Linked DNA regions of Homo sapiens: region 1 is linked to region 2. The links are chromatin loops, found by intact Hi-C in ENCODE. Cell type or tissue: CD4-positive, alpha-beta T cell. All regions are shown on one strand. Links, peaks and the distances in the headings refer to the core of each region. The heading gives the core; the rest is flanking DNA. Region 1 has its middle 88 kb from the start of LINC00226. Region 2 holds the start of LINC00226 (long intergenic non-protein coding RNA 226).

Region 1 (15,628 bases), core at 2,830-10,829, 87 kb after region 2:
TGGTTGTGATGGAGAATGCAGAGATGGCACAGGTGAGGGAGAGGTTCTGTGAAGGCTTCACCAGGCCAAGAGTGCACCGAGAAATACAGTTGTTGGCAGCCACAGGTTCTGGAGAACACGCTGAAATTTCCAAATACTTACATTTCTATGAGAATAACGAGCTCACTTGTGCTCAATTAGTGAGTCTCCTAGCGTAATGCCGTGGATGCTGATGTTGGATTCAGACAAATATAGGGTCACATTTTTCTCCATACTTGGAACCAAGTAATAAAGAGAAACTTATGTCAGGAGAATGGCCATTGAACTATCTCTGTTCATGGTGATTTTCAGAATAGGCTTGAGATGTGATCACCTAAAGGGTGTCGTAATACTTAACCAACAATTAGGCCTGAGCAGCAGTCACAGGCACTGGAGGTCGCCCACATGGAGAAATGTCTGACTCACTGAAGCTGCACCTGGGGGTCTCTGCAGGCTCTGAGTTGTGCAGAAACAGCTCCTCCCTTAGACTCAGACTGAGGACAATCTCTGCTCATTCTCTGGGGAAGGTGAGGGTTAGTGTGTGGAAAGAACCCAACTTACTTTGCTCAAGATCTCTGTACTTGAACAGAAACAAAGAGTAGGAGAAAAAATGATTTCGGTTTTACATAGAATAAATTATCATGAGGAAGGCAATAATATGTCTGGATCTTGCACAGAATTAAGAAACAATGAATTTGGGGTAAAGTTGAAAATTACAATTTCTTTGCAGATTCTGTTTTTAGTTATCTATGTCATCTGCAAAAATGAAGTAAAATCAGGGTTTTTATATAAAAATTCACAAACAGGGTGCTGGCCCTGCGAATGCACCTCCCATCTCTCCAGCATCAGGGAGCCCAATAGAACAGGCAGCCAGCTGCTGCACTGCACTCTAACACCCGCCACCTGGTGTGTGCCAAAGACACCCATCCTGGGAGCTCCTCCCAGACAGTGGCTGTGCACAGTGGAGACACTGAGGCATGGCTGCTGCTGGGACGCATTGGACATCCCTGATGGACAACTGTGCTCTGGGAGGCACCAATGGTCTTCCTGGACTTATCTTGGACCACAGGGTTGTTAGGGAAGGTCCATCAAACTCCCTTCCCTCTCCAGTACTAGTGGTGAGATTGACATTCTGGGGTGACAGTATCTACAGCCCCGCCTGGCCTCCTGTGCATTTTTTGCTTCCATTACTTACATCTGCTTTGGGACAAATGAGAATGTTTCCTCTTCCTATAATAAACTTTTCTAATCCAGAGATGTCAGGGGTGGCCACAGAAACATAAATGTCCAGAGGCTCCGAGGGGAACTGGTAGATGCAGAGGAGGCCACAGACCCTGAAGGAAAGCAGCCCATGATAACCATCTGTACCTGCCCTAGAGCTGCCCGTTTTCAGTGGGTCCTGAGTGCCCCTTTTAGCCCAGCCTCCTCCCTTGTCATTGCAGGAAACTGTGTCTGTGTTCACACTGATGTCCTCTTACCTGGTGCCTCACATACAGTAACACACAGCTGTGCCCTCTGCTCTCAGACTGTTCATTTGCAAATACAGTGAGTTCTTGGCATTTTCTTTGGAGATGGTGAATTTGCTCTTCACAGATTGGGCATAACATATCTGACTTCCATCACACTGTATATCTACTACTCACTCCAGCCCCTTCCCTGGAGCCTGGGAAACCGAGCTCATTCAGTAGCTACTGAAGGTTAATCCAGAGTCTGCACAGGAGAGTCTCAAGGATCCCCCAGGTTGTCTTGGGTCCTCTCCGGACTCCACGAGCTGTACCTCTCACTAGACACCTGCAAACTCGTAGACATCCTGGTCAGAAACTCCCAGACATAATCCACCATTTCTCTCAAGGGTATCCACTCACGCTCAATCTCTCTAGTTCACCTTTTAAAACAGCAACAGTGAAAACCCAGCTCAGCCCAAGCTCCATGGTGGGTCCTCTGTCTTTAGTCCTGATCACCAAATAGAAACCCCTGGGAATCCCAGGGCTGGCGCTTCTCTCCCAGAGCTGTGGGGTCAGGACTGGGCTGGTTTTCATCAGCAGAGGGAGAAACCTATTTGCATGTCTCCTACTGTATAGCAAGCTCTGGGATGGGAATCCTGAGGAGGCGCAGGGCTCAGAGCAGACAAAGTGCCCTGGGGGAGATTGGTAGTCATCTTATCACTCAGGAAAATATCATTATATTATATGATTGTGCCTTGATAATCATTTAGCAGTCGTCATCTTCTTTTTGACATATTTGTAGAATACATTTAATGCAAGTGTCAATGTTACATTTTAAGGAAGATAAATTACATATGGAACAGTGTTTATACAATGTGTTCAAGGTCACACAGCTGGACAGTATTAGCCCCATTATCCATGCCTGTGTCTCTGACCACTAGAGGAGACTGCTCCCCTGAGACAACTCCAGGGCAGTGTGGGACACGCCTAGTGAGGTTTGCAGGATTCCACCCCCGCCAGGACATCTCTGTTTTCTTTTAATGTATTCTGCTCTTTACCTAAAGTATACAGAGAAAACCAGTGTTCAAGCATGTGTACTTTCAAGAGTCTGAGATGTTTTGAGTGTTCATACCCATCTATTTTTTGCTCCTCCTCAACCAACATATTCATTTGTTTCTTTGTTACTGCTTTAAGTACAATTAATAATTAATTCAAATCTACACTGCACCATTTGGAAAATGGTAACGTATGTGTGCAAACTTTAATCAGGTTGTGTACAATTAAGTTAACCCCTAAATCTTTCTGTCACTTCTCTGTAATTTCATCTCACCACCCAATTACTTTCAACACCCATTTCTCCCAAATTTCAAATCTGCTCTGTTACTTTAGAATAGTTGTACCTTCTGCAGTTTATACAATTAGAAGTTTATGAAGTGCACTCTTAATTCTTCAGCTACTTTCACTCAGCAGAGTTATTTGAGAATGTAGACATGCTTTTATGAGAATGAGGATGCCTTGATTCTAATTCTGCATTGTACTTTAGTCCATAATCATATGTCAAATTTTTTAACGTTCACCTGTAGTGGATATGGATATTTGATTTGTTCCCTTAGTTTCTGGCTTTTATATAGAAAGTGGCTACTCAGCGTGCAAATGTGAAAAATGAGGAAACTATGATCTTATTCTGACCTCCTTAACAGTAAACCTGAAAAACTGAATAAATGAAGAAGAAAACCTTTTAACATATCTGAGCTGCTTTCACAGAGCTAACGAGAAGACTGAAATGTGAGGAGAGAGATGCCAGCAGAGAGGACTGGGGCCCACATGTTCGTGAACCCAGGGCAGGTGCCACTGGATGGCACTGAGAGAGGAACAGGCTAACCTGGAAATATTTAGTGAGGTTTCTTTTTGGATACATGTGCTAATGGTATTAGAGTGTGAATCTACTAGTCCTTGCAGGCTTTTCCCAGGAATTTGAAAAATCCACAGTCAACTCCCTTATCTGCTGTCCTGTGGTGCTGACAGGAAGGGAAGAACAGCGAGGACTGTTGAACGCCTGGATCCACCCCCACTATTTCCAGGGGAAATCCAATAAAACCTGTATCCTATGGGGGTGTGGTGGAGTCAACAGAAACTAAAGAAAACAGAAAATTCCCAAAGAACTCCATCTAGAAGAAATTCTTAATCTGCAGGGTAAGTACAATGGAGGAGAAGCTGAGAACACTGGTGAGAAACCATTGTGGTTGGGAAGACACTCTACCCCTGGGGGAAGAGGTATGGACAGGAAAATTGGGAAGGTCACCCCCAGAACTATGATTTCTACTCATGCATAAGAAGGAGGCTGATTCAGAAGGTTGGAGAACGTCTCCATTTGTTCAAGCCCCTTCTCCACATGGTCAATAAGTCTGCAGAATAGTGAAGTAGCTACATCAGCTCCATTCTGACCTCTGTCATGTGACAGTTTTTGTGGATTTGCTTTCTGCTCTCTCAAGATTTGTTTCCTCTCTCAAGTCCTAGCTCCATTCTCCTATTCTCAGTTTATTGAAGAGATTCATATTTAGCTTAGAACATTACAATTTTTGGAAGAAATTTTCATCTTAAACACACCAAATCTAATGAGCTCTCTCCAGGGGTGCCCATCTGTTTTTTTTTCTTCCTTTCCTATGGGATATGGCCCTTTTTTTCTCCATGAGTCCAGCTCTTATATTCATATGCATGAGGAGTCTAACCATCACACACCCAGAGACATGTTGCAGGAATGGACTCTACCATCCATCTCCTCAGCCCTCATGTGCACAGTGGCCACTCTGTCAGCTGCTGTATGTGCTTTAGGGATTTCCATTTAGAAGTGTCTTTCACTTTCCCCCCAAATAAAGTTCCTTGTCCTTAAATATCTTGACGAGCCAGTCTTCTTTTCTGTCTCTTTGTAGTTAATATTGTTTTATTCCATTAAAATTCATTGCGAACATCAGTGAAAATGGAAGTGACCAGCCATCCCTTCCATTGTCTGACTTCTGCCTGATGGACCCACCCATGAGCTTTACTCCACTGCTCTGCAGCTGATGGGGCCATCTGGACCTTTATTAATAAGAGGTGTGTGATTTATTAGAGAATTACTGAGATCAGCAGGTGCCTGAGCTCCTCAGAACACAGGTGTGGTCCTGAAGTAGAGTGTGTGTGACTGAAATCACACATGTGTATAACTCGTGGCCTCAGCCCATAAGCTGATACCAGATTCTGGCCATTCCTGGGTAGCCTGATGAGGGGTGTCCAGAGAAGGATGGATGCAGGATGTGGATTTTAGAAAGTGATGTGGTGTTTGGGGGCATTGATGGCCAAATTTTAAGTCTATTCTGTCCTTGGTACTTGGGGAAGACTGGGAAGAAAGGAACAAAACTCAGACCCCATGTAGCTCCCCATTTAGGAAGAGATTCAGTGCAAATTTCGAAAGCCGAAGAAATAGACCATACTGCAGGGATCATTTCTGTAGTCCGTTTGAGGTGGTAGAAGAAAAACAGTGATGCTGGTGATGTTGGTGTGGTTTTCTGTGACATACTAAGGAGAACAGAAGATGATCAGTGGCCAATCTCCATCCAGCTGGTACCTATCGTCTATTTGTTATGTCCAAATAAAAGATAAGGGACATTTGTTACACACACACACCAGGGCTGGTTTCAGAGACCATGCTCAAAAATGGCCAACAGAGCCATGACACATTTTTATATGAGAACTACTATTTTTGCCTACTTCACGTGGAAATCTGAGAGATGCAGTGCCCAGCCTCAGGGGGCTGCTTCTCCCTCCAGGAGACAGAGCTAACAGAGTTAGGTGGTATTAGTCAGTTTGGGTCTTCGTAAGAAGACAACAGGATTGGGTGGCTTAAACAACAAATATTGATTTTCTTACAATTCTACAGTCTGAATGTCGAAGATCAAGGAGCTGGCAAAATTGGTTCTTAGTATGGCTTCTTCCTGGCTTGCACAGGGCCACCTTCTAGTGCACTACGTCTCCACATGGCCTCTTCTCTGTGTGCACGTGAAAAGTGAGAGGTCTCTGGTGTCTCTTCCTCTTCTTATAAAGACAACGGTTTATTGCATTAGGGTCTCACACTTTGACCACATTTAACCTCAATTACATCATTAAAATTCCAGTATAGATCCATTGGATTTAAGGTTTCAGTAAGTTAATTTCAAATAGGGCACAATTCGATTGATGAAACAAATCAAGAGATGGTGAGAATCCATATATGGCAAAATGAGTCATGCAGGAACTTGTAGGAAAGTTTCTAGTAATTGGTGAAACCTCAACAGTAAACAGAAAAATTGTCTTCCTCCTTTCTTCCCTGCCACAAGGATGTGAGGAAGCAGAACCACAGATAATAAAGAAAGAGAGTCCTGGGGACATCTGAGGTGCTGGCGAGGAGACAGACCACTGAGCTGTTGAGGAAGCCCCGCCCTCCTTGCACCTGCTCCGGACCCGGCCTCGGGATCTGTGGGCGCCGCGCGCCACCTGCTGGTCTTGAGCAGTACCTGCGCCCGCCCCCTCTGCCTACCTGCAGGGAGGTTTTTGTCTGGGCTCACACTCACCTCCCCTCACTGTGCCTCTCGCACAGTAATACACAGCCGTGTCCGCGGCGGTCACAGAGCTCAGCTTCAGGGAGAACTGGTTCTTGGACGTGTCTACTGATATGGTGACTCGACTCTTGAGGGACGGGTTGTAGTTGGTGCTTCCACTATGATTGATTTCCCCAATCCACTCCAGCCCCTTCCCTGGGGGCTGGCGGATCCAGCTCCAGTAGTAACCACTGAAGGACCCACCATAGACAGCGCAGGTGAGGGACAGGGTCTCCGAAGGCTTCAACAGTCCTGCGCCCCACTGCTGTAGCTGCACCTGGGACAGGACCCCTGTGAACAGAGAAACCCACAGTGAGCCCTGGGATCAGAGGCAGCATCTCATATCTTCATATCCGCATTCCTGAGACACTCACATCTGGGAGCTGCCACCAGGAGGAGGAAGAACCACAGGTGTTTCATGTTCTTGTGCAGGAGGTCCATGACTCTCAGAAAGCACTTCCCATGTGAGCTGGACCCTGAATTTAAGGAAATGTGTAGTCATTTCCTGTGGGTGCCTAAGTGAGGATTTGCATGTGGGTGGTGCCTTTGTATGGATAGGTAAAAAGGGATGAGGGAGGCCCCAGTCTTTTGGGCTCACCCTGGGAGGTGTATGCTGGCTGTGCCCTCTGAGAACTCAGTTCTCTTCCTGTGGCCTCCCCTCACCAAACCCAGAGTCCTCTTCTTCCAGGTAGGAAATGTGCTGAAGGAGCTGGTCTGGGAGACAAGTGTGATCATGGATCAAAGACAGATTTTGGAATACAGTTAATACTGTTCTACATTTAAAGATTCATATAACACCAACCATACACCCAGGTCACCTAAATTGTCATTTACCCCTTCAGACATATTGAAACAGCTGCTGAGTGTAATAATCACAGTGAATTGAGACAAACCTGGATCCATGCAATGTGTACTGTAGTTCAGAACATCCATCATGGTTAGAAGGATGCTACCTGTCCCAGGAAGTGGGTTATTTTTAAATAGTACCTGAGAGCTGCCCTTCTGAGACCTTTTGAAATTTGAGATTGTGTGTGAGATCTCAGGAGAAGGTAGTAGAATATATCTCCATCCTTCTCAATGTGTAACCCTGAGAATATGGCCTGACCTCTAAACATTTCTGTGTGAAAAGATGTACATTGGGGATAGCAGTGACAGCTTCAGATGAAAACTCTATAGTACATCAGCACTGGAGGATAGTCTCATCACCAAGATTAGTGAAATTACCTTTCCTGGGAACCAGAGAGGACCTCTGTGAGCTCTACCCTCTGAGAGAACAAGGAACTCTGGTTCTTCCCTGACAGGTCACACCTGTGAAACATGGCTGGACAATGACACTCAAGCCCAGAATTCGTACCCACATATTTACCAATTCAGATCCATCTGTCTCTGAAAGAATTTCTCCTCCGCTGAATTGCAAGAACATACCCTAGGGTGTGCAGTATTGCAACTTGGGCATTTCACATTAGTTTGGTGAATTATATAATACACAAAATATCTCCATGGATGTTGTAACAGGAGAGTCATCAGAAGCTGGTTGTGTTGTATAATCTGGATAAACCTGGGCTCTCTTCTTAGGAGCTGAACAAGTGGGCTGGCCTTCTATGAGACGACAGAGGGAAAGAGACAGACTCAATATCCAGAGCGAGGTGAGCTCCTTACCTACCTACCAGGTGGTCTCTGGGCCATTTGTTTGAGCAGACCCAGAAGTACCTTCCTCACCCTCAGGAGAATTATGAACATTGAGAGAAACTGAGATACTTTTTTTATTTACAGGGAATATTTCATCGGCGTGTAGACATCTACGTGGGTGTGTACAGGGATGCTAGGATGTGCTCATACACAGAAGAGCAAGAATTATATTTCGTGGAAAGAAAACCAAAGAGCTTCTGAATTTGTAGGTATTGTTTGCTGCAAATGTGTCAGGTCACTAGATCATGTTATGCTGCTAGAAGAAAAACTTCCCAACATTGTCATGGAGACAAAATGCAAAACAGTAAAGATTCAACTGAGATTCCCTTGAAAATCACCAGTAATGAACAGGCCAAAAGAAATCAACCATTGTGGAAAGAGTGGTCATTAAGTGAAATAGCAAATTCCATGTTGCAGTGAGAAGGAAGATCCATCTGACAGCTCATTTTCACCTCTACAAAGACTTCAGAACATAGACTAAGAGCAGAGCGTGAACTTAGGGCAAACAGAGGCCAGATGTTTGAGGAGGTTGGAGAGTGAGCTGGAGTCATTGTGAGCCATTCAGAAAAGCAGAGTGTTCCAGGGTGTATTGAGTCCTCCTGAGTTAAGAGGTGCTGAATATACGCAAGTTTCACTGCCCTCATTGCGTTTTATTCTCTAGACTCTCTTGGATGTCCAGATTTGAACATGTGGAGTGTTGATGGAACTCAACATAACTAGGAACTTTTCAGTGAAGGTGTAGGTAACAATGTGGGTATAATTAAATTCGGTTTATGAAAATATTATTATCCGAAATGTCAAAGTCAGTATCTATTAATTTATCTTTCTTTTGTATTTTACAGACAAGATTATTCTGTTGCCCAGGCTGGAGTGCAGACTCACCTATTAATTTAACAGCATAAAAACGATCAGTCCAATTTACGTAGTCCTGTAATCTCCATCAAGGATTTAGGTCCATGTGGCCTGTGACAGAGCTCTAGTCACAGAGGGAAGAGAGTGGTTTGTTGGGTTGATGCTGCTTCTTCAGAGGGGAATTTAAACAACTCCTCACCTCATCAAGTCTATTTTTATAACTGTGCAAGACCCTTGGGAATGCACTCACCATTTCTTACATAATGGGAGTTGACTGTGTCATGAAGGTAACACGAAGATGTGCAAATTTAAAGCCTGGTTACATAACCTGTTGAATTTAAAATGCCTGGAGCCAATCACATTCTGGCATCTTGTTTAATTAGTTCTGAATGTATTTTCAGTTGGTTAGTTCAAGTTCCCATAATTCACTTTCTGCTAAAATAGTCACATACAATAATCTTGAGATATTAAAATAAAAAAACTAATTTGAAAATGAACCCAACTTCCAGGAGAGATGAAAGTTCCTTTGTGGTGAAGGGTTGAAATATGGTTGAACACTGAGGTTGTCTTCACAATTGTTTTAATTAGGGGAACTTCTATACATCCCTTATATTTATTAGAAACTCCCATTGAGAACCTTGAACTAACGTAATTAGTTGATGGAGCACACAACAACAATGCTGAAGGTTATTAAGCAGGAATTGCTATTACAACGTTAGCCTTGCTTTAAAGCACATATTTCTACCTGATGTGAAATTAGCCCAGGTGCGCTGATGAGAGTTTGTCAGTTAATCAAAGACCAGGAAATGGATACACGTGTTTCTGGAGCAGGGCATGGCTTTGGGATGCTTTGCGAAAAAAGTGGCTTCTCACGTCTTTGGGAAAACCCATCAAAATGGGCAAGTTAAGGATCTCTTAGGAGCACCCGTCTATCCCATATTCTTGGCTAATATTAAAGCGGAACTCAATGCAAAATGAGATACTATGGAAGTTCAGAAAACTGCTGTACCACTGCCTCAGCTCAGCACAGCTGCCTCCTTCCTCAGGCTTTCTGAAACTCTCGGGATGTGGGTTTCCACACTGTGTACTTCGCACAGTAATACTCGGCCGTGTCCTCAGCCTTTAGGCTGCTGATCTGAAGACACGCCGTGCTGACAGACGTGTCCATGGAGAAGACAAACCATCCTGTGAAGCCGTGGGTATACGTTGGGTTCCCAGTGTAGGTGATGATCCATCACATCCACTCAAAGCCCTGTCCAGGGGTCTATCATACCCAATTCATACCATAGATGGTGAAGGTGTAACCAGAAGACTTATAGGAGACCTTCACTGAGGCCCCAGGCTTCTTCACCTCAGGCCCAGACTGCACCAGCTGCAGGGAGTGGGCACCTGTGGAGTGGACACAAGAGTGGGTGAAGTCTCACATGACTGGCCTGGTTTCTTCCTCAGCCCTGAGACTGGGGAGCCCCTTACCTGTTGCTGCTGCCATCAAGAAGAGGATCCTTCAGGTCCAGTCCATGGTGAGGAGCTGTGATCTAGGGGCTTCTCCAGAGGAGGGGTGTGGTTGTTGGGTGAGGCTCTCAGGGAACGGAGATACTATAGTCACCTCAGTTAATTGCATATTCATGAAGGATGCTATTTAATAGCCCAATTCCTGACCCAGTATGAGAAACAGACACATGGGTGACACAACTGTAGAAGCTGAGGGTTCAAGCCGTAATCCTGTTAGAGGCCATGTGTCCCCTACACATCCCTGAACTCTGTGTTGACAGAGCTTCCCCCACTGGAGAACAAGCTCCTCAAGGACAGCACCTCACTTTGAAACCACATTTGACTGTCTCAGGGTCAACTTGCATCATTTCTAGACCATAATATGTGAATGCGTTATTTAGGGAATGACTGTGTTTATCCAAAAATTGCATTTATTTATAAGAAAGGATCTCTTCCTGACCTCCAGCAGAGTTTGAAATCCCCATTGTAAAAGTGGTTCTCATTACAACATCCAGTTTGATAAATGCTCACAATTGAATAGATATTTATACAAACTTCAGCAGTCTTTGTGAAATACTTATTTTAGATATTTTTAAAGGAAGTCCCAGGCCCTGGGAGGAACCTCTCCCCAGCCTCCTGTGCACCTGCTCTGGGGCGGGAGCCTGTGCTGGGTGTATCCGGAGCGCCCCCTGCAGCCCAGCCCCAACCATGCAGGGAGGTTTCTATCTGAGCTGACAGAGTATATTCCTACCAGTGTATCCAGCTCAGTATAAAGTGGTTGTGCCCTGGCTCAGAATTCTCCTTTAGGGACACCACATGCTCCTCACACCATCTTTTGAAATAGTGAATTGCCTTTAGGAAACCCAGTGAACTCTGCAGAGAGACTCCAAGAAAAGATCTCATGCATCACCAGGGAGCCCTTTCCTGGAGCTCAAGAGGCACAGAATCATTGGACACACGGTGAACCCAAACACTCTTCAGGGGTTGAGGGGAGACTCTTATTTCCTTTAGGGTCCTACAGTTGATTATGGCACCTGAGAATACCTGCAGGTGCAGGTACATGTGGATAGAAACCCACTCCAACTCTGCTATTCAACTCACACATGCGCGCGCGTGTGTACACACACACACACACACACACACATATATATATATACATCGTGGCTAATTTTTATATTAACGGATCCCATGTTTGCCATTTTTTTCTGGTATCCATCTCATGGAAAGCGCTCCCTACACTGGTACTAAGACTGAATATGTGTCTACTTTCTGTAAACAGAAGTAAAGAAACAGAATACAAGTGGACACTTGGGAAGTGCATGCACATTGAATTCACCTGGTCTCACTTTGGAACCCTGCAGATGCCCCGTGAAAACTAAATTTGAGGCCAATGAGGGTTACATCATTTCATTAGTGGTGAAGTTGCTGAAGTCAGAGGCTTCAAATTGCTTTATTTTTCATAACATTTTTTATCCGATTTTCCTCCTCAGATAGAGTTTGCGAATTGCCACACTCTCATATTTAATCCATATTGACTAAACTGGTGAGACGTAATGCGTGGAACATGGAAGCATTACATGTTCTTACAGTTGCATTTTAATGCTATGGTGATCTTCTTTCTCTGGGCTGTGACCGATGCAAGAAGTCTCCAGGTGTGAAGCTGATTTTTGCTGTTTTCTGGCTGGAACATCACAGGAAAATTTTCTTAAATGTAATCCTATTGGCTAATTTTACCCATTTTCATGACAAAGGAAGGTTGCTGGTAAGGCTTGTAATGGGGATAGATTGCCTTTCGCCACATAGATAAGGATCTAAAAATGTCCTTCGCCTGTTTGTCTGTATGAACAAGGTCAGAGATTTTGGTCTCCTGGTAATAGAGCCATGAATGGATCTTGTGGATTCTCACCCTGAGAACCTAGAGGTTCCTGGAGGAAGGGAGATAAGAGTATGGGGGGCTGGGGCTCCCAGGATCTCTCACCCTCACGCTAGTCCAGACAGGCCCTTTATGTTTATTTAGTTCAGATATATAACAAACCACATAGCCAGGCTCATTTAAATTATCCATCCTCAGTCTATATTGGGGCAGCAGCTGAGTATAATAATTACACTGAACTCAGACAAATCGGGCCCAATCCAATTTTTACTGTAGCTCAGAGCAGCTTTACTGACTCACTTAACTTGGAGATTATTTCTTCCCGGAAAGAACTGTAAAGGTTGCTGTGGAGCCTCTGTAGGGTTGGATTTTTTGCATCAGCCTGTCATGCAGGGTGTTCTGAATGATGCAGACCTTTATACTTAGATGGTAATTATTCCTAGTGATGTGGAAATGGCTGGCAGCCCTCAATTCTGTTTCTTTCTTTTGTTCCCCTGAGTGTCTACAAGAATCCCATGAACCTCAGGACTCTCCTTCAACGGATGACTCTGAAGATTGACAATCAACTCAGTGCTACAAACAGAGGGAGCTAAGTGAGGATTCTCAATTAACTGATATGTTGAGCCAGCAACATAGGACGCATCCAAGAATGAACCATTTTGTCAATGCCTATCAACATTAAATTCGAGATTTATGATTTTCAGTACATTGGAGTTAAAATTTTTATGATTCTTGACAATGAGGTCTCAAACTTGATGGTTTGCAGATGAAACCAACTTGTCATGGTTAGACAGAATCTTCTTTTTCTAGGAAGCTAGTCTTTTAAACTAAAGCACCTGAGAGGTGGTTTCCTGAGATCTTGTGAACATGTATCTATTGGAGAAAAAAATCAGGAAATCTGGTCTCAAATAATTGACAGAAAGCTTATGAAAAATTTTTATCAACACAGCCATGAAACTCCGGTTAGTCATTTTTTTGGTTCTTTTGTTACAACTCAAGAAACAATTAAGAAATCAACACAATCGCAAGCCTACTCCAAAAGAGATCATCTTTCCATACTTCAAAAACAGACCAGTATTCATAGACACTTCTCCATTAGATCTACAACTTACACAGATTTCTGTAACCTGAAGAAGTTTCTCTAAGAAGATTCTTCTCTAGACATCTATGTATGCTAAAATACATTGTGTTTATTTATGATTAATCTGTGCGAGCCCTTGGCACATTAAACAAACTTCATGTAAATGTGATAACTTTATCACTTACTGTGCTCTCACACTTTACTGGTTTCAAAAGTTCATCACCCTTGTGATGGAGCAATAGGTGCCTTTGAGAATATGCTGTTGCTTCAAGCGAACACATTCTAGATCCTCACTTGATTTCATCATTTCATATTGAGTGTAGGTGTGTCTATGACTGAAAACCCAACAGTTTTATCCAACAGATTCTCCTCTTATGAGATCATCCTGAAACCTGCCAACCACCTCCATCATGCATGCTTCCAATCTTTTGCTTTTAGGAAATAAGAGGCATAATCCATCCCTGCTTTAAGGTGAGAGACCTTCCTGACCTTCCATCATATTTAGTAGAAACTCTCATTGAGAGCCATAACAAACATTATTTGTTTACAGATCATACCTCAAAACTGAAACTGTTTTTCATAATGGCTATACCATTCTACATTTTCACAATTATGGAAAGCAGTATAAAGGCTCCTAAATGAATTAAAGCCAGAAATATTGTATGACCAGGAATCCTGTTTCTGGGAGTATATCCAAAGGAGATGAAATTACCACCTTGTGAAGATATCTGCATCCTATGTTTATTGAAACACTATTAATAACAGCAAACATATGGAAAAAATCTGTCAGTAGATAGACAAATGAATAAAGACAATGTGGTATATATGCACAATAGAATATAATGTTATCAAAGAAAGATGCTGCCATTTGCCACGATGGATCGATTTCCATAACCACCAACAGTGCACCCCATCCATTATAGCTTCTCCCTAGAGGATGGCAGGTCCTTATTCAGTAGTAACCACTGGCTGTGGTGGGAAGGCAACTTTTATGAACTGTTGAATTTTTCAGCATATCAATGTCTTAAAATATTCTGCTACATCTGCATTGATAAAGTGGAGTCTAACATTGGAGGTAAAATTAAAAGTGCTGAAGCCATCTAGACACCAAGTCATCAGATGATCCTGGCTGTGTCCTTGAGGGAGTGGAGCATATGTAGTACCATTTGGATTGGGGATTGGTGTGTTTCCAGTTGTAAGAAGAATAATTGTATTATTAGGCATAATTATGACTTTATTCTTGTCTTTATTTGAAGATTATGTATAATCTCAGGAGATGTGTATGGGTTCAAGTTGACAAAGGGTGGACTTGTAATGCTAAATACTGAGTGCCAACTTGATCTCACTGAAGGATGCAGAGTATTGATCCCGGGTGTGTCTGTGTCGGTGTCGCCGAAGGAGATTAACCTTTGAGCCAGTGGGCTGAAAAAGGCAGATACACCCTTAATCTGGGTGGCACAATCTAATCAGCTGCAAGTGTGGCCAGAATAAAAAGTAAACAGAAGAACATGAAAAGATTAGACTGGCTTCGCCTTCCAGCCTACATCTTTCTCCCCTGCTGGATGCTTCCTCATCTCAAACATCGGATTCCAAGTTCTTCAGCTTTGGGACTTGGACTGGCTTGTTTGCTCCTCAGCTTGCAAATGGCTTATTGTGGACCTTGTGATAGTGTGAGTTAATACTCCTTAATAAACTCCGTGTGTGTGTGTGTGTGTATGTGTATCTTACTTGTTCTGTCCCTCTAGGGGACACTGACTAATACAATCTTAATCCACAAGAAATTTTAAAAAAATAGGTGATTAGGAATTCCAGGATGGAATGCAGACTATATAGAAAATATCTTATGCCATTATACTAATGTATGAAATCAAAAGAGGTACTAAGTAGGTTCAGAAATAGTGTAGTCCATAAGATTAAAGAAAAAAGAAACTGCACGTCAGCACTGGACTCCACTTGATGATGTTCCACAAAAGAGCACAACTTACACAATCGGGTTCCACTCTACAGGAATCCTGGAAATGGACTACAAAGGGAATGGATGGTGTGTGGTGGGAGGGGGTTCCCCACGGTTGGAGTGCTAGGTTAGGGAAAGGCATAGAAGGAAGGTGAAAATCATTCATGTGGTATTAACTTAGGGTATCTCAGTGGATTTGCAAGTTTAGCATAATATAGGAACATAAATAAAAACCGTTTAGATGTGGGTATATATATATATGGGTTAATACACAACAAATACTTCCTGTATTGATTACTTGAGATGTTCTACAAGAAATTAACAAAAAGTACATCAAGAATCAAGATATGAGTTTTTAATACTATTCTTCTGTAAAAGGAACCAGCGGCTGGGTGCAGTGGCTCACACCCATAATTCCAACACTTTAGGAGACTGAGGTGGGCAGATCATTTGAGGTCAGGAGTTCAAGACCAGCCTGGCCAATATAGCAAAACCTCATCTCTACTAAAAATACAAAAATTAGCCAGGTGTGGTGTTGCACGTCTGTAATCCCAGCTACTTGGGAGGCTGAGACAGGAGAATCGCTTGAACTTGGGAGGTGGACGTTGCAGA
Region 2 (17,504 bases), core at 5,483-13,482:
ATGTCTCAAAGCTCACCACCACACACACTCACAGTGGCATATTTGCATAGTAACTGGCCTCGAATTTGCCCTCCTTCTTAGTGTCTTGCCAGTGAAAAGTGCTTCCAACACTGATCCTAGTCCTGGTTATGTTTGTTGTGGTTTTGCTTTTTCCAAACAGCTAAAGCGAGCTAGGTACTAATGGAGATTTGGAAAGTGCCTTCATGTTCTCTTTGCCAGTTCTCACCTGCGCACCCTGCAGATGCCCCATGAGAGGTAAATCTAATTTCAGTGAGGGAGAGGATGTGACCTTGTTCCTGAAGCTGTTGGTCTAAGAGGTTTTAAGTCACTTTACTGTCCTTGACTTTTTCTCTCCCACTGCCTTTGGTTTCCCTAAATTCTAGTCCTTAGATGGAGTCTGTGCCTTTCCACACTTTTCTCTTTAATCCAGATTAATCATATTGGTGGTGAGGTGATGTGGTGGGTAGGGGAGCAGTATATGTTCTGGAAATTGAATTCCAATGATTTCTTGCTATTCTTTCTCTAGGCTGTACCATTTACAAGGAGTATTCAGTGGTACAGCTGATTTTCCTCCGTCCTCCACTCCCCCTCCTGGCTGCAGCATCCACAGATTATTTTCTTGAATCTGACCCCAGATGTTTTATTAATTATACTCCTTTTCATGACTCAGGAAGGCTAAGATGAAGCTGTCTGGGATGGAAAAGAATCCCTTCCCCTCACAGAATAAAGATCTTGAAAAGTATTTTTTCCCTATAGGGTCTGTCTGGAGGAAGTTCTGGGCATACTTATCAGAGTATAGTTCTCCTGATGACAGAGCCATGAGGGAATCTGTTTGGATTCTCATCTTGAGAACCCAGAAGTTTCTGGAGGGAAATTCCATCAGAGTGGGGTGTGCAGCCCCCAGGACTTCTTACCCTACCCTATCCACACTTGTCTTCCAGGCATTTATGGAATTGCCATATAACTCTTCCCAACAGCTTGTGCTTTCAACGGAAGAATCACCCAGTTTATAAATTTAGAAAGGAGACTTTATTTCTCAGAAAGGGTTGAAGCTGCAGGACGGCCATCTTAACAGGCTGGGAAGGAAAGCCTCCCACAGAGACTGTGAGCAGGCACTTTAAGAGAGGGAAAGATGAGAAACAAATTTGTGCAAATGGATTGGCCGAGTGTACACACTCAGCAGGCTATAGAAGGAGCTATGGATATTCACATGGCGTGGAGGCTCTCATGTCTAATAAGCAAACACACATGATACATGCATTTCAGCTTTGCTTTGGGGTGAGGACTTAAGAACTAAATGAATTACAGCTGGGTCCTGCATATCAAAAGGGCTTTGTGCAGGGGCAGAAAGACACACAGTGCACAGCCTCTGGAAATTGGCCAGGACAAGTCCATGGTCAGTGGTCTCTTCACAGGAGAAAGTTACTGAAATCAGTCTCTTGGCCAATCAAAGCTCTCTTTATGGCTGTGGATCATTCTTGCCAACATTTCTTATCTTTTGTCTTGCTGATAATAGCCATTTTAAGTGGTGTGAGGTGATATGTCATTGTGCTTTTGATTCGAATTCCTCTGACAATTAGTCATCTTGAGGACATTTTTATGCTCTGTTTTTCATGCATGTGTCTTCTGAAAAAAATCTATTCAGGTTTTTGCTCTTTTTATGAGGTCATTTGATATTTGCTATTGAGTTGTATGGATTATTTATACATTTTGATAGAACTTCTTGTCAGATATATAATTGCATGTAGTTTTTTGCTGGGCTTGCTTTTGGGATTAACTTCAAATAAATCATTTCTGAATCAATGACATGAATTATTTTTCCATGTTGTCTATGAGTTTATGGTTTCATGTTATGTTTATTTTTGTTGATTTTTGTATATGGTGTTAGAGAAGGTCTAATTTTATTTATTTTGCATATGGATGTCCAGTTTTTACATCATTTGTTGGGAGACTGTCCTTCCTTCATTGTGTGTCCTTGGGATACAAAATCAGGAAGATACATAATTAAAAAAGAAAACATCAGATGAATATTCTTGGTGAACATAGACCTAAAATTTCTCAACAAAATACTAACAAATAGAATCCAGAAGCACTTTAAAATGTGATACGTCATGATCAAGTAGGCTTTACCCCTGGAAGGCAAGTTTCATTCAACATCCACAATTCAGTAACTGTGATTCTCCATGTAAGCAAAATAAAAGCAAAAAACATATGATTTTCTCAATACATGCTGAGAAAGCTTTTGATGAGATCCAACATTCACTCATAAAAACTCTCAAAAGACTAGGCATCAAAAAATACCTCAAAATAGCCTGGTGCGGGGGCTCACGCCTCTAATCCCAGCACTTTGGGAGGCTGAGGCGGGCGGATCACGAGGTCAGGAGATGGAGACCATCCTGGCTAACGCAGTGAAACCCTGTCTCTACTAAAAATACAAAAAATTAGCTGGGCGTGATGGCGCATGCCCGTAACCATAATCCTAGCTACATGGGAGGCTGAGGCAGGAGAATCGCTTGACCCCGAAAGGCAGAGGTCGCAGTGAGCCGAGATCATGCCATTGGACTCCAGCCTAGGCGACAGAGCGAGACTCCGTCTCAAAAAAAAAAAAAAAAAAACTCAAAATAATAACAGCCATCTATGACAAAACCACACTCAACATTATACTGAGTGAGCAAAAGCTCAAACCCCTTGAGAACTGAAATAAGACAAGGATGCCCTCTCTCACCACTCCTATTGAGCATACTACTGGAAATCCTAGTCAGAGCAACCAGGCAATAGAAAAAATAAAACGGAGCTGATATGGTTTGTATTTGCATCCCCACCCAAATTTCATGTCAAATTGTTATTCCCAGTGTTGGAGGTGGGGACTGGTGAGAGATGATTAGATCATGGGGATGCTTCACCCTCTTTTGTGCTGTTCCCATGACAGAGCCCTCAGGAGATGTGGTTTCCAAGTACTTGGCACCTACCTCCTCTCTCTTCCTGCTCCAGCCATGTAAGACATGATGCTTCCCTTTCTGTCATGACTGTTGGGTTCCTGAGGCCTCCCCAGCCATGCTTCCTGTACAGCCTGCAGAACCATGAGACAATCAAAAATCTTTATAAATTATGCAGTCTCAGGTGTTTCTTTATAGTGTGCAAATAGACTAATACAACATCTAAATGGGAAAAGAAGTAGATATATCTGTCCAAACTGATGATATAATTCTATACATAGAAAATTCTAAAGACTCTGCCAAAATAATTCTAAAATAGATAAACAACTTTGGTAGAGTCTCAGGATACAAACTTAATGTACAAGAATCACTAACATTTCTATACCCAACTATGTCCAAGCTGAGAGTGAAATCAAGAACACAGTCCTATCCCACTTACAATATTCACACACACACAAATGAAATGCCTGGAAATACAGGTAACAAACAAGGTGAAAGATCTCTACAAGGAGAACTACAAAACACAGCATAAATAAATAAATAAATCATACATGACACAAATAAATGGGAAAACATTTCATGCTTATGGATTAGAAGAAGGAATATTGTAAAAATTATCACACTGTCTAAAGCAATTTAGAGATTCAGTACTATTTACATAAAACTATCAACATCATTGATCACAGAATTAGAAAAAATAATCTATTCTAAAATTTGTATGGAACCAAAAAAGACCCTGAATAGCCAAAGCAATGCTAAGCAAAAAGAAGAACGCCAGAGGCATCATGATACCCAACTTTAAGCTACACCATAATGACATGGTAACAAAAACAGCTTGGTACTGGTACAAGAGCAGATATGCAGAAGAAACGGAACAAAATAGGAAACAGAAATAAAGCTGCACACCTAAACCGTCTGATACTTCATAAGGCTGACAAAAACAAACAATGTGGAAAAAATACTCTGTGTTCAGTAAATGGTGCTGGGATAACTGGATTCTGGCAGATATGCAGAATGCAAGAGTGAAGGAGGCTGGGCAGTTTCTACCTAGATTTCAGAAGATGTGTAGAGAACCCTATGTGCCCAGGAGGAAGCTTGCTACAGGACTGGATCCACCACAAACAACCTCTACGAAGGCAGTACCAAAGATGGGGAAAGATGGGGTTGGAACCCCATTCAGAGTCCCCACTAGGGCACTTCACAGTGGAGCTACAGAAATGCAGCCACAACCCTCAAGATCCCAGAATGGTAGATCCAAAGGCAGCTTGTACTCCCAACCTGGAACTACTTCTGGCACTTGACTCTGGCCTGTGTTATTAGCCCCATGGAATGTGCCCAGCCATAAGGATGAGATGCCTGAGGATTTTGGGACCCACTTTGTCCTGGTGTACCCTGACTAAGAACATAAAGTCAAGATAGATTATTTTGTAGCTTTAAGATTTAATATCTGTCCTGCTAGGCTTTAGGTGTGTGTGGGGCCTTTGGCCAATTTATTCCTTTTGTATTGACAATATTTACCCAATGGCAATATTGCACCTTGGAAGTACATAACTCTTTAAAACATTTTGCCAGCACGCAGCTGGAGGGAAATTGCCTTAAGACCCTGGCGAGACTTTGTAATTTTCAGTTGGAGGTTGATCAAGTTAACACTTTTGGGAACTATTTTTAAAAAAGATGATTTTGCAATCTTACAAGGATTTGAGACCAGGGGACACAAGAGTGAAATGCTACAGTTTAGGTGATTGTCCCTTCCAAATCTCACGGTGAAATGTGATCCAAAATATTTGAGGTGGGTCCTAGTAGGAGTTTTTGGATTGTGGGGAAAAGATCCTTCAGGTATGGCTTGGTATCAACCCCATGGTAATTAGTGAATTATTTCTTTATTAGCTAATTTGAAATCTGATTGTTAAAAACAGTCTAGCGACCCTCCTCCCCTCTTCTGTGCCCCCTCTCACCACAGGACACTGCCTGCTTCCCCTTTGCCTTCCACCATGACCGTAAGCTTCCTGAGGCCCTCACAAGAAGCAGATGCTGGTGCCATGCTTCTCACACAGCCTCCAAAACTGTAAGCCAAATAAGCCTCTTTTCTTTGTAAATCACTTGGCCTCAGGCATTAATTTATAGCAATGCACAGTAGACTAATACACTGTCCAAAGCAAGATACATATTCAATGCAATTTTTATCAAGTAACCAATATAATTGATTACATGTTTTAAAAAAAATCCTTAAATATATATGGAATCAAAAAACAGCCTGAATAGCAAAAGAAATCCCAAGGAAAAAGACCAAAGCTGAAAGCACCACATTCCCTGATTTCAAATTATACTACACAGATACAGTAAGAAAGACAGCATGGTACTGCTACTAAAAACAATAACAATAATAATAATGTAAAAGAATAGACAGCCAAGAAATAAAGACAAGTTTCTACAACCACCTGTTCTTTGACAAAACTGACAAAAATATGCAATGGAGAAACAACCCTCTATTCAGTAAGTGGTGCTGAAAAACTTAGACAGCCACACATAGAAGAATAAAACTAGACTTCTAGTTTTTCACCATAGACAAAAATTAATTGAATATGGATTCAATATTTAAATGTACAAACTGAAGAAAATGTAGGAGAAATTTTTCGGGACATTGGCCTAGGCAAATAAAATATGACTAAGACTTCAAAAGCATGGTGTGGTAGGTTTGGTTATTCATTATATTGAAAAATAAAGCTATCATATGCTCTGGTGATCCCACTTCTTGTCATATATTCAAAAGAAATAAAATTATTATGTCAAACACATGTTCACTGCAAGATTATTTATAATAGTGTAGATTTGTAAAATAATTTAATGACCACAGATTGATGAATGTGTAAAGAAAATGTGTACACAGAAAACTGAATTTTATTAGGCTTTGAAAAGAAGGAAATTCTGACATTTGCAACAACAGGGATGGGGCTAGAGGACATGATGCTTAGTGGAATAAGCCAGATGCAGAAAGACTTAATGATCTCATTTACATGTGGGATCTAAAATATTCAAGCTCTTGAAAGCAGAGAGTAGAATAGTGGGTCCCAGGCCTGTGAGGAGAGGGAAATCAGATGATGTCGGTCGAAGGGTAGAGGTCCAGTTGTGCAGGGTGAATGAGTTCTGCAGATCTAATGTACTGCAATGTTCTTGTATTTAATGCTGTATTGTAAATGTGATTTTTGCTAAACGGGTAGATCGTAGGTGTTCTCATGAGACACACACACATACACACACATGTAGTACATTTTAAAAAAATAAAATGGTAGCTCCATGAGAAAATGGATATACAAATTACTTTGGCCATGATGAGCATTTCACAATGTGTATCTGATGTGGTTTGGATCTGTGTCCTGCCCCAAATCTCATGTTGTATTATAATCCTCAATTGTGAAGGTGGGACCTGGTGGGAGATGACTGGGACATGGGGTGGGTCTTTCATGAATGGTTTAGAACAAACTCCTGGTGCTGTTCTCATGACAGTGTGTGAGTTCTCATAAGATCTAGTTGCCTAACAGTGTGTAGACCTTCCCTGCTTCCTGTGGCTCCTGGTCTGGCCATGTGACGCACCTGCTCCCCTTTGTCTTCTGCCATGATCCTAACTTTCCTGACTCTCCCCAGAAGGAGAAGCCACTACACTTCCTGTACAGCCTGCAGAACCGTGAGCCAATTAAACACACTTTTTTTCTCAAATCCCTCAGTCTCAGGCATTTTTTATAGCACCGTGAGAATGGACTAATACAACATCAAAACGTCAAGTGGGGCACCTTAAACCTATACATTATTAAAATATTTCAATTATACCTCAATAAAACTGAAAAAATTTAAGCTTATAATAAATACATACTTCATATTTTCTCAATAAAAAGAAGACAACATAGGAAAACTTACACTAAGACATTTGTAACAGCTTTGTTTATAATATTCATAAACTGGAAACAAATTTAAAGTCGATTTACAGGAAAATAAATCAAAATACTGTCATTTACTTATTTAACAGACTGACTCAGATATAAAACCTCTCTCCCTCATCTCTCTCTCTCTCTCTCTCTCTCCATATATATGTGAAAACTTTGAGGTTTCATATCAGAGTCAGTCCATTACTTGAATAAATGATAATATGTTGATCTAATTTAATACCTTAAATAGCAGGAAATAACCTCAAAAAATAGCAATGTAGCCCATTACCAAATTAAGGTCTAAAATGTTTGATTGCATTTATATAAAGTTCAAAACAGAAAAAAAATGGATCTATAGTGTCAGAAATCAAAACATTTCCCCATGCAGGAGCTGACCGCAAGCACAGAAAAAGACGCATGTTGTGGGGAAGGACTTGCTCTTCAGGCTACCTTAGGTGTTGGGAACAAAGGTATTCACATTTGACAGAAACTCTCTAGTGATACATTTCAGGTCTACGCATTTTTTCTCATATGTAATTTTTTTCTTATATAAATAAAACATGTAGAATAGTTTAAAATTCAGTAAATAGTAAAATTAGTATTAAAATCCTACATGAAATATCAACATCATTATAGGAATTAATAAAATGCATTCAAGTATACCTACTAAAATTAAATCCCAGAAATCAAAAAGATAACTGTAACATCTGAAACTTATTAATGAGTATATATTTCATAGAGAAGGAAAAAATTGTCGACATGTGGCACATGTATTTTTTCCAATCAAACGTCATTAAATTATTTATACAACATTTTAACCTGTGTCATTGGTATAAATTACCAATATTTTTTGTAATATTACAACTGAGAACAATTTTTAAAGAAAAAAGGATATTTGCACGCCCATGAACTAAATGGAATGTATTTTCAATGTTGGTCCAACTATTACACCTCTAACAATACCATGGTTTTGAGTGGGGCTTGGAAAAAATATTTTTTATTTTATTTATTTATTTTATTTATTTTATTTTATTTTTTTGAAATGGAGTCTTGCTCTGTTGCCAGGCTGGAGTGAAGTGGCGCCATCTCGGCTCACCACAACCTCCACCTCCCAGCTTCAAGTGATTCTCCTGCCTCAGCCTCCCTCTTTTTTTAATTGAACAAATATTTATAAAGCACCTACTTTGCGCCAGGCATTGTGCTAGGCACCCTCACTGTGTGCTGTTCCCGCACCACAGTCAACTGCTCAGAAATTAAAACAAAGAAATGGAACATTGTCACAACCATACAAACTGGGGGGCACGGGGCAGGATCGGGGATGCAGGTGATTCCCAAACCAGAAAATGTACTCACCAGAAACCTGTTTTCCATCTCTGGGTAAGTCTCCACTAAACAGTTATTTTAAAGCTTCCCCATGTTTTCGGAGAGGAATGTTGTTCTCCCTGTGCCCCCAAGGCTGGCACCTGGAGGACCTTCAAATACTCTGAATGCTATCGGATAAAAGGAGCCCGATGGCCTGGTGTAAAGAATATCAATATTTGGATGAGAAAATGCTTTTTTTCAGTTCATATGGTTCCAACAACCCTTATGAACGATATAAACATCCCTGGCCTGACTGCGTAAATGTTGAAGGTAGACCTGGTTCTGGTTTCCTCAGTCAGAATCTTCCAGTTGTCCACAACCTCACAAGGCCAGAGAAGCGAGAGATTTCTATTCTGGAAAGGAGTGAGTGGATGGCACAACTGGTTTGGAAACACGACACACGGCGCCTGCATTTACAGAAGCAACGCACACAGGGAACGTCCTAGCGCCATCTGGTCTCGCACACATACTTAGGACTCACGGTGGGGATCCCGGGCCTCTGCCAGCCCTAGTTGTTGGTGCCCAGCCTGGGAGGCCTGGGCGGAAGTTATGCAGGCCTGGATCTTCCGGTCCAGCGCCACCAGGAAGCGCCTCCAGGTGGCGCTGTCGGGATTTGCTCTCCTCAGGGCCTATCTTTAGGGAACGCACTTTATCTTCCAGGTTTTGATCCTCTCTCTGCCGCCTCCATCTTCTCAGAGACACAGTCGCACTCTGACTCACGGCCTCTTCCTCTGCTCCGCACTGGCCGTCGACTCCTGCAGCGCCGTGGGCAGCCGGAAGTCGGTCTCCCGCCGGGTCTGCAGCTCCATCTCCCACCTCTTCCCGTGGGCAGCTCTGCGTCGAGGCCGCCTTCAGCTTGTGGTTCCCAGACTGCAGGTGCGTGTCGGCTGCAGCGGCCTGAGAGGCCTTTCATCGTCCGTCCCGTTGACACTGGATGCCGGAGTAGAAGATGGGGCTCCACGCCCTGATTCTCAGGATGATTACTCGAGGGCTCCATGTTCTCCTGGGTCTTGTCTTTGGCTGTCTTGGCCGCTTCTTCCACCTCCTGGAATTTCTCTGCAAACTTTGTCAGCTGCTGCTCAGAGGAAAACCCCAAACCAAACACCGTGTTGGCTCTGCTGTCGGCCCACTGCCCAGACGTCTGTGACGTGTTGGTGAAGGTCATATTCTGTGTAATTGTGTTGTTTATGGTCACCTTGGCGCTGTCCACACTGATGATCCCATAGCTGTTCCTTGTGACATCATAGAAACAGGAAATGGTGACCGCCTGTTGCTCGCAGGCATCCAGTTCTTCTTGGTGTTGGGGTCAATCTGGAAGACCCGCGCTCGGGGGGTGAAGATGGGCTGTTCTCCCATTCTGACGCTGCTCCAGCGGCCGCTCCGACCCGGCCTCTGGCGCTGGCTCTCCGCCCGCTGGGCATCCGCTCCCCGCGCGGCACGTGCGGCGGCCCCTGCGCGCCTGGCTCAGCCCTGGCGCCGCTCCATTCCGCCAGGCGCGGGCGGGCAGGAGCTCTGGAAAAAATTATTCTAAGAGACAAATTAAAAGAATAATCTGTAATAAGGAGACGTCAACATTCCATCTCAGGAAAAAACTGAAAACATGTAATACATACAAAGTCCTGAGAAGAAACCTCGAAGCACAGGAAGGGTCTCATGTATAGTAGGTTGTAATATGTTTATTGTTAAAATTATTACCTTTGTGTTGTTTTGAAAAATTGAAGAAAAATATAATGAAATTAAGTGTTTTGTGCTTCTCTGGTATAACAGCATGTTGAGAAAACTGAAGAGCCCTGTAATCCTGAGGAGGGGGCCTAATCCAAGGAGAGAGAGGCTCCGGGTCCTGTGGACACACACGGGTTGCCTGCTTCACCCCATCTAGGAGCTGCTTCCTGAAGCCTTCAGGAGGCAGGAGGCTGAATTTGTTTCTCAGGACAATCTTAATCACATCCGGACAGGGAGAAAAACATTCATGACCTAGGACAGATAAAATATGTATAATTAAAATTTCATTGAAAATTGAGAAATTTTGGTTGTATGTATTTATAGTGAATAAAGCTATGTTATGATTTATGAATGCAATATGGAATAATTGAATCGAGCTGATTGACATATATATCACCTCAAATCCTCAAATTTTTATTTTTGTGTGTGTGACAAGGACATTTGAAATTTGTTCTTGGATGTTTGAAAATGACCAATACACTATGTTTAAGGTTACAAATAGACATCAATTTATGTAAACTATAGGCAATGATTGAAAGGAATATGGATTACTATATATGTTTCATTCTTTAGGATGTATTTTATAATTGTTATAATAATTTTATTATAACATTAAATATAAAAGACCACATATATGTATAAGTTTGTGTATTTACACATATGTCTATAGATGTAAATTAATGTCCCTATAGCTATGTAGTAGCTGATATCAACAGATGTTAACAAAACTCTAAAAAGAACAAGTGCAAATTATTAGGAAGAATTATTTCTTGAAGGTATGTATTTTAAAAAAATAACCTTACATATAAAATAAAAATTAATAAAACACAATTCCCAATAAAAAAGTTCATGATAAATAACCATAGTAAAATATCACAACCTAATAAGTCTCCAGAGTCCTGCAACAATAAGCCCGCCTCCTGCAGCTGAGAAAGGAAACCACCCGCATGGCCCTGCAGGGAGGTTTGTGTCTGGGCTCACACTGACCTCCCCTCACTGTGTCTCTGGTACACTAATACAGGGCCGTGTCCTCGGTTTTCAGGCTGTTCATTTGCAGATGAAGTGTGTTCTTGGCGTTATCTCTGGAGGTATTGAATCGGTCCTTACCGGAGTCTATGAGGTATGTGCTACCCCCATTAGGATTAACTTGTCCAACCAACTCCAGCCCATTCCCTGGAGCCTGGCGGACACAGTTCATGTAGTAGCTACTGAAGGTGAATTGAGAGGCTGCACAGGAGAGTCTCGGGGACCACGCAGGCTTTGCCAAGCCTCCCCCAGACTCCACCAGCTGCATCTCACACTGGATACCTGCAAACACAGAGACACCCCGGTCAGAAACTGCCACACGTATCCACTGTTTCTCACTCATATCCATTCATACTCAATATCTCTAGTTCTCTATAGATCACGTTTTAAAATAGCAACAAGGAAAACCCAGCTCAGCACAAACTCCATGGTGAGTCCTCTGTGTTCGGTGCTGATCACCAGATGAAAACACCTGGGAATTCGGGGGCTGGGCTCCTCTCCCAGAGCTGCAGGGTCGGGGCTGGGCTGGTTTTTATCAGCAGAGAGTGGGCCCTATTTCCATGTCTCCTACTATATAGCAAGCTCAGGGGTGGGACGGCTGAGGAGAAGGCAGTGCCCGGAGCAGATGAGAGTGTCCTGGAAAACTCTGGAGGTAATCCTATCACTCTGGAAAATATAACTTCAGATTATGTGATTGTGCCTTGGTAATCATTTAGCAGACATCAGCTTATTTAACTTTTACATATTTGCAGAATATATTTAATGCAACTGTCAATGTTACATTTGTAGAGAAGATAAATTACATACAGAACAGAGCAGTTGTGCAATGTGTCCAATATCACACATCTGGCCAGAGTTAGCCCTATTATGCGTGCCTGTGCCTCTAAACACTGGAGGAGACTGCTCCCCTGAGACAGCTCCAGGGTGGTGTGGGACATGCCTAGAGAGGTTTTCAGGATGTCCCTCCTGTCATAACAACTTTGTGTAATTTTGCCTTTTCTAGTGTTTACCTGAAATCTACAATCAGTGTTCACATGTGTGTATTTTCAGGAGTCCTTGATTATTCAAGTGTCGGTATTTATCCATTTCTTGCTCTTTCTCAGCCAATATATTCATTTTTGTTACTGCTTTATTAAAAAAACAATCAATAATGAAATCAAATTGATAGTGCAGCATTTGGAAAATGTTGATATATGTGTGCAGTCATTGAATCAGCACTTCAATCATGTTTTAGCAATTAAGTTAACCTCTAATTTTTTTTATCTAACTTGTCTATAATTTTATTTCACCACGTTGTTACTCTGCCCACCCTATTTTCAGAGAAATTCAGATCTTCTCTATGTTAATTTAGAATATTGCATCTTCTGTGATTTATACAAATGAAATCACATGAAATTGATGGTGAATTCTTTAGCTTCCTCCACTCAGCAAAATTATTTGATAATGCCCTCATGTTCTTATGTGAATGAGGCATGCCTTGATTTCAGTGGTTCATTCTATTTCAGTACATGAATATTTCTCAAATTGTTTAACAATGCACCAAATAATGGATACTTCATTTGTTGTCTTAGTTTCTGAATTTTATTTAGAAATCAGATACTAAGCGTTAGAATGTAAAAATTGAGAAAATGATATTATTCTGACCTCGTTAACAAAAAACATGAAGAATTACAAAAAATAAACCCCTCACCATATCTGAGTTGATGTCACAGAGAAAAAAATCCCTGAAATATGAGAAAATAGGGGCCCGCAGAGAGAACTAGGGTGCGTTTATTAGAGTACCTGGGGCAGGTGCCACTCATGGCATGGTATTGAAGATAGGAAAAAGCTAACCTGGAAATGTTTAATGAGTTGCTTGAAGATGTGTGTGCTAATGGTGTGAGAGTGTGAAACTCCTGGCACTTGCAGGCTTTTCCTACAGAATTGGGGAAATCCCCAGACAACTCACCCACCTGCTGTCCTGTGGTGTTGACTGGGGAGGAAGAACAGTAGCTCCGTTCAATGCTGAATCCCCCTTCATTATATGCAGGAGACATTTATTAAATCTTGTGTCCTGTGGGCACTGGTAGAATCAACTAGAACACAAGGAAACAGAGGACATCAGGGAAACTCTACCCAGAATCACCTCCCGTCTGTTTCCTGAGGAATGAAATCCAGAATCTGTGGGGTAAGGACAGTGGGTCAGAAGCTGAGGACACTGATGAAAAAACAGCATGACTGGGAAGAGACACTGTGACACTGAGGAAGGGAAGGAACAGGAACACTTGGAAGATCATGCATCAGAGCCAGTCTCACCACCCATAGCTAAGAAGGAGGCTCAGCCAGAAGGTTGGAAAACGTGCCCCTGTGTCCAAGCCCCTTCATCCCACAAACAGTCACCAAGTAAATGTGTCAGCAGGATGCACCTGCCACAGCTGAAAGAGACAGCCTTTCTTTGGGGAGAATGAAATGTGAAGATCCAAAGCCAAACAGGGACACAAACGCAGGTATCACCAGAGGAACCTGAAGTTTTTGTGAACAGGAGAAGCTGATTTCAACTCTGATAGCCACGGCAACCATACACTTGAAACCCAAGCCTGACTAGGTTCGCAGAAACATGGTTAATAAAGGCCCAGCAGAATGTAATGTGTGATCATCTCCAGGAAAAACTAATAATAATTACAAGAAAATAAATTACAGGTGAAATGCAAACTGAAATTCTACATGCATTAAAATTTCATTAAAGGTGAATGGCAAATAAAATTCTGTCAGAAAAAAAGATCTGGAGAATATGTGTTGTCAGCACATTCATGTTTCAGGGCACATTTTACAAAGATTCTCTGCGAGTAGCCATGTGATATGCACTCAAAATAGAAATCTCTACAAAGAAATAAAGATTGTAAAAATGGAAAAATCTAGATGAATTGTACTCTTTAACATTTGTAATTGCTATAAGATATAACTGTATAAAGTAATAAAAAATTACATATTCTATTTTACAGCATATGTAAGTGCAAACAGAATAAACAAGAAAGAGTGGCGAGAAGGAGGAATTCAAAGCACACAGTTACACTATCTGTGTTCTTCATATCAAGGCCATCACAGGATTTACATTAGAATCTAATTACATACAATTTTTATTGTAAATCTTATGGTAACTATACAATATTTATAAAAAGGTAATTAAATACCATGTTAATAGAGAAATAAGCATCATTATAAAATGTTAATTTAAACAAAAATTAACAGAAAAAAATATTGTTGGTTTAAAAATAGAATTTATTGCTCATGCCTGTAATCCCAGCACTTTGGGAGGCTGAGACAGGTGGATCACAAGGTCAGGAGATTGAGAGCATCCTCGCTAACACGGTGAAACCCCATCTCTACTAAAAATACAAAAAACTAGCCAGGCGTGGTGGTGGGTGCCTGCAGTCCCAGCTACTCGGGAGGCTGAGGCAGCAGAATGGCATAAACCCAGGAGGCAGAGCTTGCAGTGAGCCCTGATCGCACCACTGCACTCCAGCCTGGGCGACAGAGCGAGACTCCTTCTCAAAAAAAAAAATAGAATTTATTATAGTTGATTTAAAAAAGCAATAGATAGTTTCATCCATGTCCCTACAAAGGACAGGAACTCATCATTTTTTATAGCTGCATAGTATTCCATGGTGTATATGTGCCAAATTTTCTTAATCCAGTCTATCGTTGCTGGACATTTAGGTTGGTTCCAAGTCTTTGCTATTGTGAATAGTGCTGCTATAAACATACGTGTGCATGTGTCTTTATAGCAGCATGATTTATAATCCTTTGGGTATATACCCAGTAATGGGATGGCTGGGTCAAATGGTATTTCTAGTTCTAGATACCTGAGGAATCGCCACACTGACTTCCGCAATGGTTGAACTAGTTTACAGTCCCACCAACAGTGTAAAAGTGTTCTTATTTCTCCACATCCTCTCCAGCACCTGTTGTTTCCTGACTTTTTAATGATCGTCATTCTAACTGTTGTGAGATGATATCTCATTGTGGTTTTGATTTGCATTTCTCTGATGGCCAATGATGATGAGCATTTCTTCATGTGTTTTTTGGCTGCATAAATGTCTTCTTTTGAGAAGTGTCTGTTCATATCCTTTGCCCACTTTTTGATGAGGTTGTTTGTTTAAACCTGCATGTTGTGCACATGTACCCTAAAACTTAAAGTATCATAAAAAATTAGAATATTTAAGGACTGCCAAAATAAAAAAGCAATACACAACTATTAGCTATGTACAAGAAAGTTTCTCTACATATTCACAAATAGAAAAGATAAATATGAGAAAACATGAACCAAGAAAAGCTATAGTAGCTGTATAAATTTAAGACAAGGTAGACATCAAAAAACACTTTCAGGACTTAAGGATATTACATACTATAAAGTTATCAGTTTTTTTAAAGACACCAAAAAAGACTTAACAAATGTATAATAGATGAGGAATACACTATTCATTGTGATTTACATAACAAAAGTGATAAAGGAAGTAAAGATATCAGTGAGACCATGCACGTAAGGGTGTCCTGGGGACTGTGAAGATTCTTTGTATTCATGGAGGGCACCACTGAGAGCTTCCTCTTCAATTTCTCCCTGTTGCTGCCCACATCAACCCTGGTCCTGGAGCTTGCTGGACCAAGCTTATGCTGCAATCAGTGAAGGTGAATCCAGAGTCTTTGCAGGAGAGACTCAGATAGCCCCCGGCTGCACCGTTATTTCCTCTGTCTCCCCCGGTGAACTTCACACAGGACTTCTGCAAACACAGAGGGAACAGACTGAGAACAGCCTCATCTGGAGCAGCCACAGCTGAGCCTGATCCGCAAGGACACTAATATTGAGAGTGATGAGAAGGGAAGCCCAGATCAGCACAGACCCCATGGTGTGGATACTGAGGAAGGCACAGGTGTGGGGTGGTTCCTCACCAGGACCACTACGGACAGGGGATGAGCTGCTCCTCTTGAGTGTGGGAGTGACCACATTTCCATGTCTCCCTTCCTGTGGACATGTGTTTGCTACTTATCAGCGATCATCCCCCCTCTGCCTGTGGATTTCAGGGAGGGCAGATCAAAGGATTCCTGGGATTGGATGCTCAGAGTTAATCTGCAAACTACACTTTCTTTTTCTCTAATGAGGGCACTTTTCAGGTGTCTTTATAGATGAATGTTTATCAACAAAATAACCCAGTAAATACATGAAAATAAACTTTTCCCAGAGGAAACATATATCTGCCTGTAGTCTCTACATGTAGAGCTGTAAACCACTGTTCTTAACAAGAAGGCAAAATGTTCATTTAGAATTTAAAATAAAATGCAGATCTACACATTGTTATGGCTAGAGTCCATAAGTGCTTGTATTCTGAGCTAATTTTGCTACACAGCAGTTCAGCATCAGGCATATATGCTTATGTGAAGAAGGAGTCATTGTGGGGCATGTGTGGTTTTCTGAGGGGAGAGTCCACATTGCAATGTGTGTGCTTGTCTGAGGGAGGAGTCCACGTTGGGACAGATGTGTGTACATGTCTGAAAGTAATTGCCCATTTAGAGACAGTGTGAGCTAGACTGAGCTGGAGTTTGAGGAAAACTTTTCTCACTTAAGAGATTATGAGAATCCTCTGGGTGATTTCCTTGTCAGGAAGGAAACTGGCTCACATGGGAACCTTCTGAAAGAAAACTCTCTAGTGAATGGACACATCTTATATCCAAATGGAGAAAGTTACTTTATTCTTTATTCCCCGTATCTCATGCCATCCCTGCCCACACTGAGTAACATTGCTAGAGATTTCTATACAGTCTGCATCTCATCCTGGGGTTCATGACCAGCTAAGTACTTTTTTAAGTGACTTATATAATGGGTATGTAAAGAAACTTACAACTGATCAAAAATAAACAATGCTATCAAAAATGAGCCAAATACCATAACAAACACTTCATCACAATTATATAAAATAATTAAATATAAAATTTTAGAGACATGTGCATTTAAACAACAATGAGCTATCACCACCAATAGATTAGAATGGTTAAAATACACAATGCTTATAGTGCCAAATGGCAACGAGGATGTGGAAGAACGGAATCTATCATGCATTGCTGGCATGAAACCAAAATTATAACTGCACAAAATGGAGACATTAAAAAATTTCGATATTTTATATAATTTACATAAATGTAGAATTAAAATGTGACCTAAGAGGTGTGTTCCAAAATATTTACAACACCCATTCAAAAGTGTGTGTTAGTGCTCACACTAATATCTTCAGAGGAATTCTTATATCAGTTTTATTAATTTGATTTGTTTTCCACTCCCTGAATTTTGTTTACAGAATACAAGTTGTATGGAAAATTTCCCAAATAATTAGAGTGCATACACATTTATATTTTCCTATTTTTCAATGACTTAACCTCGCTTTCTTTTTGTTGTTGTTGTTGTTTTTTTGAGACGGAGTCTTGCACTGTCACCCAAGCTGGGGTGCAGTGGGTCGATTTCGGCTCACTGCAACCTCAGCCTCCCCGATTCATGAGATTCTCCTGTCTC

What was found. A loop is a pair of places that touch in the nucleus more often than their neighbours do. Peaks named below come from ENCODE experiments on the same cell type or tissue, not always from the same donor. Only the 100,000 strongest peaks of a DNase experiment are listed, where the experiment ranks them.
Region 1: a loop joins it to region 2, with 2.6 times the contacts of the local background. A loop is called at or near these places in 2 of 110 quality-filtered maps.

The regions. Positions count from the first base shown.
Region 1 is chr14:106,367,598-106,383,225 of GRCh38, forward strand. It overlaps IGH, the pseudogene IGHVII-33-1, the pseudogene IGHV3-33-2, IGHV4-34 and the pseudogene IGHV7-34-1. Among named protein-coding and RNA genes, the nearest start is that of LINC00226, 88 kb to the left of the region's middle. In CD4-positive, alpha-beta T cell, for the core only: CTCF peaks have their summits at 5,956 (motif pointing left), 6,156 and 10,788 (motif pointing left); DNase peaks (open chromatin) are centred at 5,964 and 10,784.
Region 2 is chr14:106,278,085-106,295,588 of GRCh38, forward strand. LINC00226 (long intergenic non-protein coding RNA 226) reads left to right here and starts at 9,590. Exons shown (of 2, transcript NR_033375.2): 1 at 9,590-9,882; 2 at 9,986-10,288. It also overlaps IGH, the pseudogene HOMER2P2, the pseudogene IGHV3-25 and the pseudogene IGHVIII-25-1. In CD4-positive, alpha-beta T cell, for the core only: a CTCF peak has its summit at 8,852 (motif pointing right); a DNase peak (open chromatin) is centred at 8,817; H3K27me3 peaks cover 709 bases.